3 separate regions of the Homo sapiens genome follow, and regions 2 and 3 are each linked to region 1. Evidence: chromatin loops called from intact Hi-C (ENCODE). Cell type or tissue: Calu3. All regions are shown on one strand.

Evidence for each region. A loop is a pair of places that touch in the nucleus more often than their neighbours do. Peaks named below come from ENCODE experiments on the same cell type or tissue, not always from the same donor. Only the 100,000 strongest peaks of a DNase experiment are listed, where the experiment ranks them.
Region 2: it touches region 1 in a loop (2.0-fold over the local background); 3 of 110 quality-filtered maps call a loop at or near these places.
Region 3: it touches region 1 in a loop (2.4-fold over the local background); 3 of 110 quality-filtered maps call a loop at or near these places.

Annotation. Positions count from the first base shown.
Region 1 is chr14:61,923,735-61,926,234 of GRCh38, forward strand. All of the region lies in intron 1 of SYT16 (synaptotagmin 16), which reads left to right. Among named protein-coding and RNA genes, the nearest start is that of SYT16, 110 kb to the left of the region's middle. In Calu3, no CTCF peak of the experiment used is centred here; a DNase peak (open chromatin) is centred at 1,427.
Region 2 is chr14:62,033,664-62,036,163 of GRCh38, forward strand. The region is part of intron 3 of SYT16 (synaptotagmin 16); the gene reads left to right. Among named protein-coding and RNA genes, the nearest start is that of LINC00644, 110 kb to the right of the region's middle. In Calu3, no CTCF peak of the experiment used is centred here; no DNase peak of the experiment used is centred here.
Region 3 is chr14:61,991,042-61,993,541 of GRCh38, forward strand. All of the region lies in intron 2 of SYT16 (synaptotagmin 16), which reads left to right. Among named protein-coding and RNA genes, the nearest start is that of LINC00644, 150 kb to the right of the region's middle. In Calu3, no CTCF peak of the experiment used is centred here; no DNase peak of the experiment used is centred here.

The DNA.
Region 1 (2,500 bases):
TTGACTGTTACAACTTAATTATCTAGTATTTGGTTTTTTAAAAAAAAGTTCTTGAAAATCATGCTGTCATGTCTTTATAAAGATTCAAAACCAACATATTATTAGCAGGAATTTGACCTCCCTTCAAAACCATGTTGACAAAAATGATTATAAGACTACATTCTTCATTAAGATCACAATTAATGTATTTTGTGACTGCTGTCAGTCTTTTTTGTTTGCAGAAATGAATAGTTTCCCTTAAAAGGTAAATCTCAGGCGAAGTTAATACAAAGTGCTATACATGAAAGATTACTATCTATGCTGAATCAGGATGAAAGGAAAGGGATATGGAGACACTGAAATTATTTTGACATTAAAGTTGAAGTGGTGAGTCTTGCATAGTAGACAGTCCCTTTAAATGACTGTTTTTGATGAACTTGGTTACTCCCAGCACTGTGCTAGGGGGCATGGAGAGATACAAAAGGTGGGGTTAAATTGGGTGAAGTTTATTTATTGAGATTATTAAACCAAATCACCCCAGAGCCCCTAATGGTTGGCAGGTCTCTGAGATTATTTGAGGGTATATGAGACCTTGGAGCCAAGATAATCCCTGGGTGTCAGCACATTAGGATATGTAAGGTTTAGAGTTGTCTTTCAGATGAAATTGTTAAGCAAGGCTTGGAAACTTCATTGCAGTTTAACCAGAGAGTAGAAGTGTTTGTAGCAGCAGCAGCAATTTAGGATGTAAACAACTAGTGTGTTATGAATTCAGAACGAGGGTGTATTTCCTTTTCATTATTAAATCAATTACCTGAATGAAATCTTGGTTCGAGTACCTACCCCTCAAAATTCTGTATAAAAACCTTTGATGACAATCTAGTTAGTGCTATCGGCTACATATTGCACCAACTTGTGCTTCTTTTTTTCTCATACTACCATGTTTTTCTTTCCCTGTATGAAACCCTCTTGCTTATGAGAGACCTAGCAGAAATATTCCTCAGTTTCTTATTATGTAAAATGGCAATGATGAACAGTACCTAATACAAATAGTGTATGGATTAAATAAATTTGCTGTATCAGTTAGGATTAAATTCAGCCACAAGTGACAGACAACCCCAAATTATGGTGCCTTTAACCATTAGTTTATTTCTCTATCATGTAAGCAAAGTTCACAGGCACTTTAGTTTTGGGTGATTGTGTTAGCTTCTTGATCCTTAGGGACCCAGGCTGCTTCTGTCTCATTGCTTCACCATCTTTAACACATCTCAAAGTTGCCTATAAAACGTACACTTGCATCTCATTTGCCAATCCTTAGTTATATGGTTTCATCCAGTTGTTAGAGGTGCTGGGAAGCGCCCTCTTGATTTGGCACAGCCATTGGCATAGCTAAATGCTGGTTGTTCTATTCCTAAGGAAGAAGGACAGAATAAACACTGGGGGGCAGTCTCTGGCACGGTAACCTAGCATAGATTCTGACGGTAAGATGCTCTTCGATTGCTTTTTCAATTCTCTTCCTTCCCTCTTTCCCTCCTTTCAGCTATTTACACCTGGGATGGGTCTTTATGCTGAGGTTGGAAAGTGTTAAGCCTGAAAAGAGAGCTTTTTGGCAGTAAGAAAGGAATTCCTGTGGCCAGTTTTAGTTAATTTGTGACTGTAGAGGAAAATCTTGGCATAGATTAGTATCAAATCATGTGTTGTGCAAAGAGTGTCCAACGTGGACACAAAATGGTGTATTAGCATTTGCTTTTAAGTAGCTAATTATATTCTTAGCATTAAAATGTAGAAAACAAATACTTTTCAAGATTACTTCAGAAACTAGCATTGCTTAGTCTCATTGTAATTAATGTACAAAAAAGGGGGTTTCTTCTCTAAGATTTTTAGAAATGCATACACAGTTTTCCTTGTACAGAGAACATGTGTTCTCTTATGAAAATTTCCTGGTTAGGCTTTATTTTGACCATCTTTCACGTTTTGGCCTTATTTTCTTCTAACATCTTATGATGCAATGATTATGTTCCTCTCCCTTTTCACCTAAATTGAATAAATCAGAATCTCTTACCTTGAAGGTGAGAGAGAATTCCTGGAAGAATTATCTGAAAGCTGTGTGTGGGGCCTACACACAACTGGTGGTATTTTTCCCTCAAGGAAAAGGTGGAGATTTCACAAGAATGTAAAAGCCAAAGGAAAACTTGGAAAATCTAAGACCAGGGTCATGGTTCAGATTGTGTAAGACCACTGTGTAAACTCTGTGAAGGCAGAGACTTCTTCTGCCTTAAACCTGGCTGTATGTCTGGATTATGCTTGGTACATGACATGCTGTCAATAACAATATATGGTCTAAATGAATAAATGGTCACCAGGAATGGTGAGTGCTATGACTTAGCAGCATATGTGTGGGAGATATCGGGGTTTCATAGACTGAGAACTCAATAGAAGTCAAGTTGTGACTTCCAAAAAAATCTAGACATTAGATGCTAGAAGGAATTTGCTTTCTTAGGGCTAAAAATAAGGTTTACTCAGC
Region 2 (2,500 bases), 110 kb after region 1:
ATATCCAATGAAAAAACAGCCTTCTCATATCATACACACAATAAACTCAGACCCATAGACATAAATGTAAAAGTTAAAACAATAAAACTTTTAGAAAGAAACCTGAGAGTAAATCTTCATGACTTTGGGTTATGCAAAGCCATATTAGATATAACACTAAAAGCACAAGTGACAAAACAAAAAATTAGATATATTGGATGTTATTGAAATTCAGAATTTTTGTGCTGAAAATGATACGATGAGCAAAGTGAAAAGACAACCTAAAGAATGAGGGAAAGCACTTGCAAATTTTATATCTAGTAAGGGACATGCATCAAGAATGTGTAAAGAGTTATTACAGCTAAATAATAAAAAGCCCAATTAAAATGGGCAGAGAACTTGAATATGTCTATTTTTCTAAAGAAGATATACAAATGACCAATAAGTATATGAAAAAATACTCAACATTCTTAGCTATCAGAGCAAAGCAGATTGAAACCACTATGAGGTGCCACCTTGTACCCACCAGCAAGGCTGTAATAAAAAAGACAGATAATAACAAGTGTTGGTGAGGATGTGGAAAAATTGGAACCTTAATATACTGCTGGTGGGAATGTTAAATTGTTTAGCCCCTTTGGAAAATAGTATAGCAGTTCATCAACAGATTAAACATAGAGTTACCATAGAACCCAGCAGTGCCACTCCTAGGCATAAATTCAAGAGAAATGAAAACATATGTTCAAACAAAATCCTGTACATGAATATTCATAGTACCATCAGTCATAATAGCTGAAAAATGAACACAACCCAAATGTCCATCAACTGATGAATGCATCAACAAAATGTAGTCTATTCATCAAATGGAATATTACTTGGCTGTAAAAAGAATGAACTACTGACATATGCTACAACATGGGTGAAGCTTGGCAACATGCAAATGAAAGAAGTCAGTAACAAGAGGCCACATATTATATGACTCTTTTTTATATGCAATGTCCACAATAGGCCATTCCATATAGGCAGGAAGTAGATTATGCTGACTAGGGCTGAGGGGATGGGGGGATTCCAGGGGTGGGGGAGAATGGGTTGGTGACAGGTAGTAGATATGAGGTTTCCTTTTCGTGTGGTGAAAATGTGCTAAAATTGATTGTGATGGTTGCATAAGTCTGTACAACATTGTACTGTATACTTAAAATTGGTGAATTGTTATGTGATTATATATCAATAAAGCTGTTTTTTAAAAAAGGCTTCCTCACAAACAAAACAAAAACTGTTCCAGTTGATCTTCCAGAAAATGACAAAAGTTTTTCTGTCTGAGGGTGGATTTGACTGAGTGTCCTACCCCGAAAGCTTCTTAGTTTGCCTTGTGGCTTTGGTGTGACAGACAGTATTGTCTTTGAAGTGACCTTAAGTATTTACATATGTCCTCTGTTTTTCTGGTGCATTGGAAGGGTAATTTTTGAGTATGAAGGGTCAAATCTTCTGGGCACAGCTTGCCTCAAGAGCTCTGGTAGGTTCTTGTATGAAGGTTCTTTAACATGTTGCTAGACTCCCCTTAAATCCAATTTGGATCATGACCAGTTTTAGCATATATTCCAGAACTCAGCATGCAGCAGTTCCAAGGGCATGTAGCCCAGTTGTTTAGTATCTTATTTTTGAAAGTATGAATTCTTTCTATTTGTGCTGTGTACTGCTTTGATTTTTACTTTGTCCTAATTATTTGGTCAGACTATTCTCTTAATCTTTTTACCATTTTATAATAGCTCTTAAGAATGTTGAATCCACTTAAGAGAAAAAGAACATGAAGATAAAGGTTGGATACAATACGGGAAGAAAATAATGAAGGAATATATATTTAATTCCATCAAAGAGACATATATCAATTTCCAGGTTTAGGGAAGAGAAGTGAAAATAGACTAATAAAAACTAAATTTGATTAACAGGGTTTCACTGTTGTGCACAGAGCTCTTGCTTACCAATGGGTGTTGTTCCACGCATTGCTTTGTAAGCTATTTGGAACTTGAAAGACACTTTCCTATAAAAGTTGGGGCTAAAATCCAGAGCACAAAAGCCCATTTAATCTGAATTTCATGTATATCTGAATTTCAAGGTGAAGAGTCCTATAAAGACTAATGAAATATATAATTGATTCATTCAACAGATCCGTATTAAGCACCCATTGTGCTGGTTATGGTGATAGATGCTTTTCCATGTTAGATGCTCTTAGAATTCCTACTCCTCCAACTACAGTAGGATGGGGCTAATTAATTACTGCCTTCATTCAATAAATATTTATCGAGCAGCTGCTGTTGGGCTGACACTGTGCAAGCTATGTAGGCTCTGAGGATGCAGAGAGAGGGATCCTGCTTCTACTTTTAAGGAGCTGTCAGTCTGGTCAGGGGAATATTACAAGTAAAGGGAGAGCTTCAGATTATTTTGGTAAGTGCTTCCATAGGGGTAAGCACAGGGCGTAGGAGGAATGAAAATGAGGGAAAGGAACCCAAGCTGAGATTTGTTTTCT
Region 3 (2,500 bases), 67 kb after region 1:
ATCTTTATCAATTGCTACTAATTCTTTCTTAGATTGTCAGTTTATTCTGAGTACTTCAATACTTTGTAAATCTTCCCAGGTCATGTTTGTGATAGAAGCTTGTATGGTAAACACACACACACACATACACACACACCATCTTTTTTTGTTGTCTCATTTTATACTTCCATAGTGATGAGATATCATGAACCATTTCAATTGTAATAATGGGCCTTCTCAGATATGACAAGACCTTAAATGTATTTTTCCTTCTAATCCAGGGAACTGGACTTTTTTTCTGTTTTTCATTTGTGTGTGTGTGTGTGTGTGTGTGTGTGTGTGTTTTCTAAAACACCAGAAGCTACTTTGTCTTCTTGTTAGCTGTAAGAAAGCCACCAAAGAAGTAGGATACAGTATATATCTGGCATTATTATCCTTGGTGTGCTCTACCAATCAAGTTGAAATTTACCTAAGCCCCAAAGATATCTCCATGGTTACCCTGCCAGTGCTGGGCCTCTTTGGCTTTAGGCTGATTTAGCATAAAATGAAAGATCTCTGGCGTTGCTAACTAGGTAGTTTTTCAGATTCTAGCTGTAGGTTTCATTTCTTTTTGAGTATTTTAGAATATAGCAACTGGACACTCTTTTATATAAAGACTGAGATTTGGCTTCTTTCCAATTATTCTGGGATCATCTCACAATGGTTATTGACAAAAAAGTACAGAACTATTCCATGAAAAGGCATCTTGCTTCTGGTTGTATCCGTCCTCAATATTACAATGTTCTGTGGCACACAATGGCAAATTCTTGGATTTAAGAGCAGAAAGGGTGTTAAAAGTCATCTAGTGCGTTAATGCCACTTTAGAGATGAATAAATAGAAAGGAATCAGGTTTACTTAGCTTTAAATGTTTTCACTAATAACTTTGTTCGTTCATTCATTCATTCATTCATTCATTCATTCATTCATTCATGGAACATGGAGAGCCCCTGCCCTGTGTGGATTCTGGAGCTACAAAGTATAAGCACAGCCCTAGCACTTGTGGACTCCCAGTCCATTGGAAGAGGAAGACTGACAAATATCCATTATACCGAGGGAAACGTTATATCATAAAGGCACATTCAAAACACTCTGAGGCCACACCTTTGATTGTAGATGAAGAGTTGACAGAGGAAGCAATAAACATTTCCTCATAAAAAATGAGTATCGGGCAGTTTAGGGAGAGAAGTCATCCTGGGCAAAACAAACAGAAGTCAGGAAAGAGCACAGTCACTTTGGAAAATGCTTAGTGTGTCAGTGAGACTGGCACATAGGACTTTACAGCGAGGAGTGGTAAGGAAAGGCTGAGTTCTCATGGCGCGGCAGCATTATTGCGGACAGCTCAGACAGCTAGGTATTCAGTGAGGACAAAAGGCGGGAGCTCCGTGAGTTGCTGTTGTCCTGAAATTAGTTCCAAGCTGGTTGATAAATAGCCACCGATCTGAAGCCCCTTCCAGTGTCCTTTTGTACCTCTAGACCTCCTCAGACCCAGTGATACAGCAATTAAAGTGTTTACACTTTGCAGGAAGCCTTTAGGATCCCCCCAGCACTAAGCCCAGTTGGATGGTGCTGATAATTATTATTATTGTTTTTTTGAGCACTTCTCCTCTTGTATGCCACAGTACAGAATTTGAACTTTATCCTATAGGGTGGGGCTTGGAAATTCAAATGCATCCAGGGGTCGGGCAGGCTACATAGAAATGAGTGAAGCGAGTGGATTGTAAACAACAGGGAGAGGTGAAGATTATATAGAGTTGGAAACATTCAAATTAATTTTTAAAAAACGCTATATCAACAAACATAAATGAGTAGTGATTTTGACAGCACCAGTGCTCAAACTTTGCAGTTTAAGTAACAGGGAATCATAATGGCTTTTTTTCTTTAAAACTAGGAGAATGATCAAAATTCATTTTTTACAAAATTTGCCATTTTGATGAACTGTCAATTTTTGTAAAAAATGAATTTTTTCATTTTCGTTTTGATGAACAGAGATTATAGAAACCAAGGGGATATGAGGCCAAGAATATGAGCTGTACTAATTTGAAGATTTGGACAAGAAGATGCTGGCTCAAATTCAGAGATTTTGGGTTGCATATGAAAACAAAGTTTTCTACCAAACATCACATATGCTCACTCAAAAGTGGGAGTTGAACAGTGAGAACACATGGACACAGGAAGGGGAACATCACACACCGGGGCCTGTGGGGGTGTGGGGGGCAAGGGGAGGGAGAGCATTAGGACAAATACCTAATGCATGTGGGGCTTAAAACCTAGATCCAGATTGATGGGTGCAGCAAATCACCATGGCACATGTATACCTATGTAACAAACCTGCACGTCTGCACATGTATCCCAGAACTGAAATAAAAAAAATTAAAAAATTCAGAACAACAACAACAAAAAACTCAAAGTTTTTTTGTGTGTAATAGAATGATGGAAGAATTATTAAGGAAAACATGTCATTTCTGGCTTAAAAAGTTTAAG